Linked DNA regions of Homo sapiens: region 1 is linked to region 2. A link is a contact called in ENCODE Hi-C data. All regions are on one chromosome and are shown on one strand. Each heading gives the region's core, a stretch centred on a gene start or an enhancer-like site at or near the end of the contact. The rest is flanking DNA. Distances are from core to core; before and after follow the strand shown. Region 1 overlaps TSPAN14 (tetraspanin 14). Region 2 overlaps ANXA11 (annexin A11).

The links. Hi-C counts contacts between places; a loop is a spot of excess contacts on that map. Pooled maps may share reads with other maps.
Region 1: a pooled map of ovary shows a loop between it and region 2 (3-fold over the local background). The contact joins two enhancer-like sites. A Hi-C loop is called at or near these places in 1 of 168 maps with a recorded cell type or tissue (heart right ventricle) and 6 of 50 pooled maps.

The regions. Positions count from the first base shown.
Region 1 is chr10:80,504,356-80,510,714 of GRCh38, forward strand. It overlaps TSPAN14 (tetraspanin 14), which reads left to right. Exons shown (of 9, transcript NM_030927.4): 3 at 373-423; 4 at 2,873-3,019; 5 at 4,946-5,116. Among named protein-coding and RNA genes, the nearest start is that of TSPAN14-AS1, 28 kb to the right of the region's middle. Within about 2 kb of position 1,381, at least 34 of the 41 ENCODE cell types and tissues checked have a DNase peak (open chromatin) inside an H3K27ac peak, as active enhancers do; they include heart right ventricle, where a contact is called at or near this core.
Region 2 is chr10:80,157,466-80,163,843 of GRCh38, forward strand. It overlaps ANXA11 (annexin A11), which reads right to left. Exons shown (of 16, transcript NM_145868.2): 10 at 6,069-6,148; 11 at 5,884-5,940; 12 at 4,470-4,563; 13 at 1,635-1,730; 14 at 502-560; 15 at 176-298. Among named protein-coding and RNA genes, the nearest start is that of PLAC9, 28 kb to the left of the region's middle. RefSeq lists enhancers at 717-1,916, 1,014-1,555. Within about 2 kb of position 1,251, at least 27 of the 41 ENCODE cell types and tissues checked have a DNase peak (open chromatin) inside an H3K27ac peak, as active enhancers do; they include heart right ventricle, where a contact is called at or near this core.

The DNA.
Region 1 (6,359 bases), core at 131-2,630, 350 kb after region 2:
GGTCAGCCCTCCCAAGGGGTGATGTCTTCGTATACACCAGATAGTGCACTGAAATGAGTTCAGGGTTGCAGAAAGGGGAAGAAGCAGCACAGCCTGATGTCTGTGACCCATAGTCTCTCCAGGGTGGAGTCCGCTCTGAGATCTTTTCCTCTTCCTTCCCTGGGGCATAGGGTCATCTGAGGTTGAAGGAGTTTGTCCAGATATTCAGGAAGGTAGGTTCAGGTTATCTGTCATCTGCGGGGCCTGAGGGGCCATGTGGGATGTGAGCTAGGAGCATGCCCTACCTGGCAGTGTGGACTTTGCTCTGTGAAGCATGTTCACAGTGCTGGTTTCCAACCTAACTTCCTTCTCTCTTTCCTCTGCCCCGCTTAGTTGGCTGGAGTTGTCTTCCTTGGAGTCGGGCTGTGGGCATGGAGCGAAAAGGTAGGTGTAACTGTCGCAGGACACTGAGCTTCAGGCAGCCAAAACCAGATTCGTTGGACTTCATTTTCCCTCCTCCAATCTGTTCCCTGACAACAAGCATTTCTTGTGCAGTGTCAAGGTGTATAATTGTCAATCTTTACAGACACAGCTCTTGCGTACTCTGCCCACATGATAGTATTGGCTGCTGGAGGTATGGGCTGGGCTGGTTGGGTTTTGAGCCCTGTGGATGTGGAGAGCTCAGCTCTTGTATGCAGCTGTGCCCAGAGCAGGCTTGGGCAATCCAGCTTCCTGACCCTGTCTGTGCCTCTGGGAGCAAGCGGGCAGGTCCCTGAATACAGGCATGCTTATTGTGGAAGCCCTTATCCTCCAGGATGAGAAAGAGCAGGCAGCAGGGAGCGGGGCTGGGTGACATGCCCCCAGGGTGCCCTGTGGGGCAGGGGTGGGCCTTTAAGCACCTCTGGGCCTCCTTGCCCAGCCTCAGGAGGAGAGGGGAGGAGTGGAGACCTGGCTCCTACTGTCGGGAAGGACATGGTGCAGTTGCGGCTCCAGGAAGGGGATGAGACTGGATATGGGCAGGGTGGGGCTGTGCTGCTGCTTGTTGCCCTGTGGCAGGGGTGCTGGGGAGGCAGTGAGGGCTGAAAAAGGCCAGGGAGGGAAGAGGGGAGGGGAGGGAAGCAGTAAGGTGGAGCAGGCCTGGCCAGAAAGAGCCAGGAATAAAGCTTCCTCTAGTGTCTTGAGCCTAGGCCTTCTTCCTTCAGTGGAACCTCCCTTTGCTTCCAGCAGGAGGAGGCAGGAGAACCTAGGTCTACAGGCTTTCCTGCCATGGTCTTAGGGACTGGATAAGGCCCACCTTCAGGTTTGGGCACCTTCCAAGTGGCCTGTGAACCCCTAAAGGGCAAGAGCTGGGGTACGATGTCCCTTTGCCCCAGTGACCCAGAAGCAGGTTCAATCTGTGCCTCACAGCACCACCGTGTGGCTTCCCCTGGGACTGCAGCCGCCTAACTGGGTGTGGCCCTGAGTGTGGAGCTGGCTACTACAATTCCTTTGAATCTGTCGATCTAAAATAAGTGAAAAGGCCAGAACCTAGTTTAGAGAGAGTTTATTCAAGCACACATGTTGAGGACAGGCCTACCCAGGAAGCACAAATTCCAAAGAATGGAAGTCAGCCTTCCTGTTCGAAATGTAGGAGCTTGGGATCATTTATCCAGCCAAAGCCAGACAGAGACTCTGTTGCCCAGGCCGGAGCGCAGTGGCTGGATCTTGGCTCACTGCAACCTCCGCCTCCCTGGTTCAAGAGATTCTTGTGCCTCACCCTCCCAAATAGCTGGGATTACAGGCATGTGCCACCATGCCTGGCTAATTTTTGTATTTTTAGGTAGAGATGGGGTTTTGCCATGTTGGCCAGGCAGGTCTTGAGCTCCTGGCCTCAAGTGATCTGCCCTCCTCGGCCTCCCAAAGTGCTGGGATTACAGACGTGAGCCGCCATGCCCAGACACCTATGTATGTCTTGATGCTTAGTCACAATGTTCTGATTAGTTGAGGCGGTCTTTTTCTTTCAGGAAAGGTATGTTTAACATTCCACACTGAAGATGTAATTGTCCCTGGGTCTTAGATGATATCTGATCTGAGTTAGTAAAGAACAATGAAGGAAGCAGTTAAACTATAACAGAGATCAGTGACTGGAAGGGGGGCTGTGGTCTCTCCGGTCCCTTAGTTCAACCATAATCTAAGAAACAGAATTGCAAACATGCTACATGACTCAGTCTCCAGGGCTTAGCTTCCCCCTTGGCGTTTTACAAACCCTATGGAACTGCTCTGCCCATTGTGTGACTGTGTTTATATTTAAATTGAAATTGAATATAAATTAAAATTCAGTCCTTCTGTCTCATTAGCCACATTTCAAGTGCTCCACGATACCTGTGGCCAGACAGTGGGGGTATAGTCTAAAACACCTCCATTGGTGTAGAAACTTCTATGGACAGCATTGCTTTGGCCTGCCCTTGGGCGTGTTTTCTACTAGAGTGTTCATATTGAGGCTGTTTTCATCTCAGAAGAGTAGTGTTCTTCATTAATTAGGTGCCAAATTGGGGGACTAACAAGGTCAGCCACCTGGGTGACCAGTTTGACCACAGGCCACAGGGCCCCGTTTCCCTCCAGGCCTGGAATAGGCACCCCACAGGCTGCAGAAGAAGCCTGGTGGCTGCCTAGGAGGAACTTGTAGCGTAGGTGGAGGCCAGGAACACTTTCTGGGACCTGAGGTGGGCAGGGATCGCCTGGTCGGAGGGGCCCCTAAGGGCATGGATGGGGCCGGACTCTGGCCTGGCTGTCAACAAGAGGGCTGAGCCTGGGGAAGCAAGTCCCTGTTTTCAGTACCACCTGCATCCCCCAGGGCAGCATCCTTGACTCCCCTTCTGGGCCAGTGCTGCCCTGCTTTCTCTGTCTCTTTCAGGGTGTGCTGTCCGACCTCACCAAAGTGACCCGGATGCATGGAATCGACCCTGTGGTGCTGGTCCTGATGGTGGGCGTGGTGATGTTCACCCTGGGGTTCGCCGGCTGCGTGGGGGCTCTGCGGGAGAATATCTGCTTGCTCAACTTTGTGAGTGGCCACAGAGACAAGAGTGGGATAGGATGCAATGGGGTACAGGCTCTGCTGGGCAGGATTATATGTTACCTGGTCAGAGCAGGTGGCAGCTCTTAGGAGCCTCCCCTAGGCCCCTGCCTGGGAGCAGGAGGCAGCCATTTGCACTCTACTGTCTAGAGAAGCTGGTTCCTCCCAGCAGGAGAATTAGGTACCCTCTGGTTTTTAGCCCTGGGTGGGAGGAGCCAGCTGCCTATAGGCCAGCTCTACTCCCCGCTCCTTTGCCTTTTATCTTCCTTCAGAAATTCTAAAAGAATTGTTTGTCTGCTACTGTCCTTTGCCCTTCCTGGCTAAGATCAAAAGATGTTGCAAGTAACCTTAAATCATTTCCCTCCTCCAAGGATGTGTGAGTCTGTTGGATGTACAAGTCAGAATCCCAAATTTCCTGGCAGAACTGCAGATTACTAAGAGTTTAGTTTTATATTTAGATACAAATTCATGTTTAGATTTATTCAGTTAAATAACACCTGGTGGGGAAAACACATTATCATATTTTGCAGTATATTGTTTGTTGACTTCATTAGATCAAGCTTTCTTTTTCTTGGACATAATTTTAAAAGCAAAACTATGGGCTTTTTGTCCTAATTTTTTCTCTGGAAAAAAAAAAGAAAAGCTATGTTTAGCATCTTGCTTTTATATGAACAGAGATTACGTTTTGGCAGGCCTTGTGTGCATATGTGTGTTTCCTTTTTCTTTTCTTTTCTTTTTTTTTTTTTTGATACCGAGTCTCGCTCTGTTGCCCAGGCTGGAGTGCAGTGGCGTGATCTCGGCTAACTGCAAGCTCCGCCTCCCGGGTTCACACCATTCTCCTGCCTCAGCCTCCCGAGTAGCTGGGACTACAGGCGCCCGCTACCATGCCTGGCTAATTTTTTTTTGTATTTTTAGTAGAGACGGGGTTTCACCGTGTTAGCCAGGATGGTCTCCATCTCCTGACCTTGTGATCCTCTCGCCTCGGCCTCCCAAAGTGCTGGGATTACAGGCGTGAACCACCGCGCCCGGCCGTGTGTATGCTTTTTCTTACTTTGAAAGATTACTCCAAATTGGCCGGTTGTGGCAAGCTGCTTAGTGTCTTATATGGCCAGTGATAATGTCTGTGAGAGCGCAGACTGCAGGCTGGGAGTCTGCCCTGATGGGATGTGGACCTGTGGCTGCACTGGCCCCTTGCAGAATGCCACCACTGCTTGTGGCCTGGGGCAGCTGAGCTTCTGGAGGGGTCTTTATGCTGACGATCATATACTTTCATGCAGAGTTGGTACAGATAACATTGGCACTTCCAGAATTGTAAAGAGCCCTGCAGGGAACTCACATGTCCTGCATGAACTATGTGACCTCAGGCAAGCTATGTACCTCGTGACATAGCCATAGTTTCCTCATCCCTAAAGTGAGGTAACAGATACGTAGGCACTCGATGGTTTTGTGTGTGTAGTGGGGAGTCATCAGATAATGTCTTGGGCACAGTGTCTGTCCTAAAGGAGCCGACACCCCAGGATGCCACCCTGGAGGGTCCAGGTGGAACTGCTGGGGTAGGACAGCCATTCATTCCTGTGATAGGGGTCTCCTCCTTGTCCAGGGAGGAGGGCTGCTTCATAGCAAGTGATTGACACATTGGCTTGGAGCTTTCTCACACTTTTTCACGCATTTGAGTGTTATCAGCAATGCAGTGACATGGGTAGGGATAAATAGCCCCTTTTTACAGATGAAGCGAAGTTGTGCAGAGTCACCCAGCTAACTCTAAGTGTGGGGTTCTGGGGCCCCGATGTGGGACTCTCAGGTGCAGAGCCCACGCTCTGCTGAGGATGGTGGTTCTGGGTCAGGTGGGGTTATGTGTGTGGGGGTGCAGGCTGGTGGGGTGGTGACTTCTGCTCCCGTCCCCTTCCCCTGCAGTTCTGTGGCACCATCGTGCTCATCTTCTTCCTGGAGCTGGCTGTGGCCGTGCTGGCCTTCCTGTTCCAGGACTGGGTGAGGGACCGGTTCCGGGAGTTCTTCGAGAGCAACATCAAGTCCTACCGGGACGATATCGATCTGCAAAACCTCATCGACTCCCTTCAGAAAGCTGTAAGCACCTCCCCAGCGGGCCCCCGATAGAGCATGCACCTCCCTGTGCTGCCTGGAGCTGAGTCTAGCAGGGGCATCAGGCCTTCTCTGTGGGTTGTCTGCCTGCAGCTTGGCAGACAGCAGGGAGGCCGTGGAACAAGCCACTCCACCTCTGGTCTGTTCCACTTTGCCGGCTTGTGGTTGCCTGGTGGGCCAGCCCTTTCCCATTGGGATTGGGCAGGCAAGTCCAGCTGTACCCGAGGCCACCCACCCCCCACGTGCCCGGCCCTCCTCTTTCGGCCCCAGATCTTTCCAATCCTGCCCAATAGCCATACCAGCTGCAATCCTCCTTAGGCGCTGCATACCGTAAGGCACAGCTTCTTCCCCCCGGCTCATGACTCACCATCTGACGCTATTCCTATCCCCTTCCTCCCCGGGACCTTTTCCCCTTCCTCCCTGGGACCTTTTCCCCTTCCTGTTTAAGAAGCCAGGGCTGCCTGGAGGAAGCTTTGTCAGATCTAGTGGAATGTGACCTCCCTGGAATATGTGCCCAGGGGTTTGTCTAAGCAGTTCCAGGCTATGGCCTTTACTCCATCTGGTCCCCATCCCTCTTATCTCTCTCATGTGTGGCTGCACCTGGACGCTTGGACCATAGCTGTCACAGCCCCCTGGGGAGGAACCCACTCCTTGGCCATGTCAGCCTGTGCAATGCAAGGCTCTTGTTTGATCTGTGTGCTGACAGAAAGCCCAGCTTCCTTAAGAACTTTTCATGTGGAACACTTTGGTTTTGAGAAGAAAATAAATCAGAAACCATTAAAAATCTATGATTCACTCTCATTATTAACCAAAACTTGTTCACCTTTATTTCATGTATTATGGGATCCAGCAAAACCCATTTATGGGACCAAAGACCCTGCCTGTATTGTTATTACTAATGTGTATTAGTCTGTGAAAGTCACCAAATCCCCGCCATGTTTTGATGCCTCTCCTTTCTTTTCTGTTCAGTGCCACCGTCCTTTTTTCATTTTCACGTAGCCTTGGCTTGCCTGGTCTCAGCATGCTAGGTTGCGGTTCATCCCTGCATTGCCTTAAAAACATAGTTTTCTGCATTGACTTCTTTTTCTTTTAAAAATAAAACTTCTGGCCGGGCGCGGTGACTCACGCCTGTAATCCCAGCACTTTGGGAGGCTGAGGCGGGTGGATCACAAGGTCAGGAGATCGAGACCATCCTGGCTAACATGGTGAAACCCCATCTCTACTAAAA
Region 2 (6,378 bases), core at 1-2,500:
GCCCTCAGAAATTTATAATCTGTTTAAGGGCAAGGGGATGAACAAGTCCGAGGTCCATAATCAAGATGCCCACACACAGCACAGAGGCCAAGCATATGGCCACTCCAAGGAGGGAGGTTCCACAGGTGACTGAGATGCCAAAAGGGAGCCCAGTTGGCCTGCAGCAGGCCCGTACCGAGATGTCGTGGTACAGCGACTTGCCGTACATCCGCTTATACTCTGATCTGATGTCCAGGAGGTCGGTCTCGCTGCGAGACACCATGATGCGAATCAGGGTCCGGTCCTTTGTTCCTGCCCCCTAAAGAGAGTCCACCCAAGAGCATGAGCACCAGGCCTCCTCACCTTCCCACCTGCCCTGGGCCCTCCAGTCCCCTCCCTACCCAGGTCCTCGGAACTCTCAGCTGAGATTTAGCTCTCCCCAGGCCTTCTGCCCTCAGCCCTTGGTCCCAGGCACAGGCGAGGCTAAGGTTCCATCGCAACCTGCACATGGAAGTTACATACCCTCATGGCCTTGTTGAGCCTCTCCGCAAAGAAGGCTGGGGTATTCTTGAGACATTTCACTAGAAGAGAGAAACTCGGCATAACCAGATCTGCAGAAAATTCTCAGCCCAAGCAGGGCATGGAGTCTACAAGTGTCCTCTTAGAGGCCCAGATGTCAAACCCATCACTGCATCCATCTTTTCTCCTCCTCCTTCTGTTCCAGGCTCAACTATCCCATGATCTTGGCTCCAGCTATTTGGAACAGAAACACGCAAAGCCTGGAAACCAACCCACCCTCTTTCCTGGCAACCACTGCGGTGAAAGGACCAAGAGTCAGAGGGGCGGGGGTCTTAGTGGGGCTAGGAGCTACACAGGGAAGCAATGTGGATGGTGATGAGGAACTGTGCTGCTGCTCAGGCAGGAGGGGCAGACTGGAGAGGCCATGACCGTCATGGAGAAACCGTGGCTGAGTGGAATGTGCATCTCCCTAGGCTTCCCAGGCCATGAGACCTACTATGGGGGACAGGCAGGGAAATGAGGATTTTCCATCTCTCCCATCCAGAAAGCTCCAAAAAAAGCATAATGAAAAAAGGGGCAGACTGATTTTCCCAAGTGAGTAGAAAGAGGGGTTGTGAGGGCCTCAGGGCAGGGACCCAACTCTGCACAGTGGGAGGGCCCTGCTAGAGGACATGGGCAATGTAAGAGGCACACCACCATCCTGGAGCCAAGCCAGCTTTCCTCAGCATGGGCCTGTTTCGCTGCTGCAAGTAAAAATCTTTCCACGTGTTTCCATCACAAACATCTGACAACTGCCTGCAGGGATGTATTTTTAGAGGAAACGTGGCAGGATATGAGTCATACTCCTCCGGGAGCGCAGTTGGATGCCCTCCCACTAATACCCACACTGCAGTTCCCTACTCCAGAGCTGCACCGCAAACACACACAAGACACCTCCAGGACAGCTAGGGGTTCAACTGCACAGGGAACCGGGAAGCAGCATGACTTCCCAGCATCTGGACACTCTGGGCTGAGCGATCTTGGATCCTGTGGTCCCTTCACGGTGTCACCCATCAGCTGGAGGACAGGCGAGCAGCCTGAACACTCACGATACACGTTAGCCCCTGGCAGGTGGGCGGCAAACCTGAGACACTTACCCACGGCCAGCATGCCCTCCTCCAGGTCCCCGGACATCTCCCGGCAGATGCTCTTCTCAATGTCCCGGCCTGTCATTCTCTGGTACTCATTGAAAACTATGGGGATGACAGAGGCTTATATTATGAACTGAAATGTGTCTCCCCAAAGTTCATATGTGGAAGTCCCAACTCCCAGGACTTCAGAATATAACCGTGTTTGGAGATAAGATCTTTAAAGAGGTAATTAAGTTAAAACATGCTGCTAGGGTGTACCCTAATCCAATTCGCCTGGTCTCCTTAGAAGAAGAGAAGATTAGGACACACACAGAGATCCCAGGGATGTGCACATGCAGAGGAAAGACCATGTGAGCACAGTGATTGTCACGAAGAGGCCACGGGAGAAACCGGCACCCCACTCTTGGATATCTGGCCTTCAAAACTGTAACAAAATGAGTATCTGCTGCTTAAGCCACCCAGTCTGTGGTATTTTGTCATGGCAGCATGAGCAGACTAACAGAGGACTCACATGAGGTGGCCTCTGCCCCAAAATCTCCCACCTGCCACTCTGCTCCCACACCCTGCACGTCCCCAGGCCTGCTAGCGCTCAAGGAAGTCAGAGTCTTCGTCACAAGTTACATGCACCACCTGATGTCCCTCCCTGTGTGGTCCCTTTCTCAGGACTGCCAATCTGCTTAACCAAATCGCACCTTAATACCCCTCCAGGGCCCACTCCCATGTACTCCAAGACAGTGTCCCCTCTTCTCAAATCCTCCACACCTCCAGTCTCTGCCATTCCTTGGCTTTATTCATGCATCCATCTGTCTTCCTCAGCCTGCCTGTGAGCTGAGGCCCAGCCTGCCCCAGCCAGCCTGGCTTCTTGCTGCTCACCTCGACCTAGGACACGCTAAGCACCCACAGGAGTGGATGGCTGGCTCCTAGAGAGACAGGTGGCATGATGGAGACCTTGGTCCTGACTCCAGTTCTGACCCAGGACATAAAACTCTCCTTCCCCAGCCTGAGTCTCAGCTACCATTTGCATTTTAAAGTTGTGATTTCTGCTCTGTGTGTATCTGTCTCAATTAATATCTTCTTCCAATCAGCTACTCTTTTCTCCTAAGTAATAATGTTTGTGAAGCCATGGGCTTGATGCACTACTTACATGTTCTGTACTCATTAAAAGAAATAATGATTAAGATGAAAATGCTTTCACTCAGGCTCCATTACAGGATAGTGCAGAGGTTAAAAAGTGTGCTCTGGGGTCGGGTGGTCTGGGTTCAAATCCCAGCTCAGCTGTTACTAGCTGTGCACCCCTACTTCCTCTACCACCCTGTGCCTGCTTTCACAGCTGCGAATGGGGAGAGCCACAGCGCCTGTCTCTGTGTGCAGCACAGAGCGGTCGCTGGGTTTTCACCCTCACTGCCCACTGGAGCAGCCCTGGCCACAGCCCACCAGTTGCTCCGTGTGGTCACCATCCTCAGTCCTTGCCTGCCACCTCACACTGGCCTCCAGGACCCCCTTCCTCTGCGTCCTCCTCCCTCCCTAGCTGCTCCTTCTTAGTCTCCTCACACCGGTGGGCTCCCCACAGTCTCCCTCCTGAGGGGACCTCCTGCAGTCCCAGAGCCTCAGATAACTTCAACTACCCATAGCTCCCTTACCTTCCACAACCAGGCCAGACCTCTCCTGACCTCCACACTCAGCAACCCAGCAGCCTCCCTGCAGCTCCACCCTACAGGCACCTAAAGCCAGCTCCACCTACAGTCCCCCTGTCTCAGTTGAGGGCCATTCTCCCACTGCTTGGCCTAAAGAAACCCTGTATAATCCTCGAACCCTCTCTCTCCCACACGTCACGTGTCCAATTCATCAGCAAACATGGCCGGAACCTGACACCTCCTCACCACAAGCCCCTATTACCACCATTCCTCCCCGGGTCCCTGCAGCAGCCTCCCGACAGGCTTCGCTGCTTGGCCTTGCACCCTTCACTCCATTCTCGGCACCACAGCCAGGGATTCTGCACAGCCTCCTCTGCTCAGGGCCCTCCACTGGCTTCCTCTTTTGCTCAGGATAAATACCCAGCTCCGGGAAGTCATCAGCAGGGCCCTCTCCCCTCTCTGCCCTCACCTCCCACTCCTCTTGCTCACTCCACCTGCTCCACATGGTCCCCCTTCACTGTTCTCAGTCGTGCTGGGAGCCCCAGGCAGGCCTCTGCCCCTGCATCTCCCTTTAGGTTTTTAAATCAAATGTCACGACCTCAGTGGGGACTGGCCCAAGCACCTCCCGGTGGACCCTACCATCACTCCCTACCTGTTTCCAGCTTGATTTTCCTCTACAGGATTTCCCATCTGATACAGATTTTATTTCATTGTTGTTTACTGTCTGTCTCCCCAAATGAGAAAGTGCAGCCCATGGAACACACTCTGCAGTGCCCTGCCCCCCACCGTGGCCCCACACCTGCTCCACCACCTGACAGACTGACCCATGCGGGAGCGCGATTTACATCTGTTGAATGAATGAGTAAATGAATGGCACCCAGTTTTATTGTTATGACTGTTTCTTATGCCAGGCTTTGGAAAACACTGGATTGGGTGCTCCCGAAGGACCCTCCCAACTCTGACGTTCCACATTCCCACGTACAAAGACACCAGGTTTCTACACCGGTAGAACCTCCAGAACTGGATGTTTGCCAGAACTCAGGAAACCCTCTGACAGTGTCTTTTAAATTCCCACCAGGGGGCTCTTTTGAGGAGGCGAAAGCCCCACGCAGGGAGGAACGACCAAGTGTTCCCATAGCTTTGTTTCCCCACAATCCCCTGACTGCCCTCATCTAACTGGCCTCTGAGGGACCCCAGCCTGCCTTACCTGCTACCAGGTGGGCCCGGCTCCGGGAGCACAGAACCGCATTGAACTTGGACTCGTCTGTTCCCAGGCGGTTCTCCCCGGCCGCATACAGCTCCTGGAGAGAGAGGAAGACGCACATGTGGCACAGGCCACACCCAGACCCCAGGCCCAGGTCACCCAGGAGAGCCTGGTAAACTTCTGAAGGTTTGAGCCTAAAGTATTTGCCAATTTGCAACCTCTGAACTAGATGGCCTCTAAAGTGCCTGCTAGGCCTCAGGTAGCAGCCCTGAAAAAGAGCAGAAAGCAGCAATCAGGGGCTGAGATCCCACAGGTCAAGATGAGGCCAAAGCAGCTCTGGACTGAGAAGGCAGAGCATGAGACAATTTTTGCCCCGCTAAAAGTGGCATGCAAAACTCTCGCTGGAGCAAAAGCCAGAGCCCTGAGCCCCAGGCGTGTCCAGCCCTGACTCCCAGAATGGGAATGGATGTTACCAGCCAGAGAGACACTGAATAAGGCAGACCCTGCAGGAGCAGCAGGTCTGAGACCAGGGCAGAGGCAAGTGCTGACTGGGCACAGAAGACCGAGCCAGGAGTATAGGCCCTTGTCCGGGCTCTGCTTCTAGCTTTCAGTTGGGAACAGTGCTCAACCTTTTTGAGCCTCAGTTTCCTCCTCCGGAAAAGGAGGACCAGCAAAAGGACCAGACCAGAGGAGTAGCTCTCCTCCAGCCCTAACAAGGGGGCATTCCTTGAGGTCTCATTCCAATCCCGCAGATGGTAGAGATAATTTAGACCACTGGCAGCTCCTGGTGAATGCCCTGCCGTGGATGACAAGAGCAGTGAAGGGAGACAGAGAGGTATGGCCAACTCCACCCCACCAGGAAGTAATGGCTCTGCCCTGCCATAATACTACGGTTGAAATTCATTAGTGGGAAACCCAAACTTTTCGAGAGAGTAGCTCAGATGCCTGGACTTTGCTTGGACTTTTCCCCTTTTGTCTGCAACTCACAAGAGGGACAACGACAGAATTCTAAGGGTGCTCAACTAATGTGGCAGCTGGTTTCTAGGCTCAAATCCTCAAAAACTTAATAAGCAAGTGCAAATTTTGCCCCTTTGCAAACATAATGCTATGTGCAACTAAACATGGGGAAAGTACGCTGTCACACAAAATCCCACGTCCAAAACCATGATCTATCAACTATCGAAATACTAATTATCTCACATGTTCCCTCCTATAGGTGGGGAAGCTGAAGCCCTGGAGGTCAGATTACCTGTTCTAGGTCATACAGTTGAACAGTTCAGCGCGTCTGAAACTCACAGCATCTGCAACCCACTGCTTATCTATTGTTCTTTCCACCCTAGGGTACCTCTCTCAGGAAGCAAGAAAGCGGGGTGCATCCCTGCTTTAGGAAGTCCAGGGGCTTGGCCATCACACTCACCTGGGCATCTCTCTGGGCGAGTGACATGTCCACGTTTGTGCTTTCATCACGGTTTCCCTGAAAGGAAGCAGGTGTATGGTCATGCCCACTCCTTCCCCATTTATTTTCCCTTTCCTCATTGCGGGGATCCCATCTCTTTGACTTCCATGGCTTGGGGGCCCCGAGCCCTGTCGTGGGAAAAGTACCTGAGAGAGAGAGATGAGGAGCCGCTGGAAGTGCCCTGATGTGTCGCTTCGAATGGCCTCTTCCAGGGTCTTTTTGAATTCTGAAAGGGAGAAGCAAGGAAGGTCCATCCTGTAGCTCTCTTTATGGAGCTGCCCATTGCAAAACACTATCAAAAGTGGGTACTGGGGAGAAAAAGGCTGGAGGTCTTGGCTCGGGCTCAAGAGAACAAATAGCCCATATGGCCCTCCAGGGATATACAAGCCTGTGACCTCCAGGCTGACCTGGCCTCTAGTCAGCCTTGGCCCAAACCACATCCAGGTTTTCCCTGCC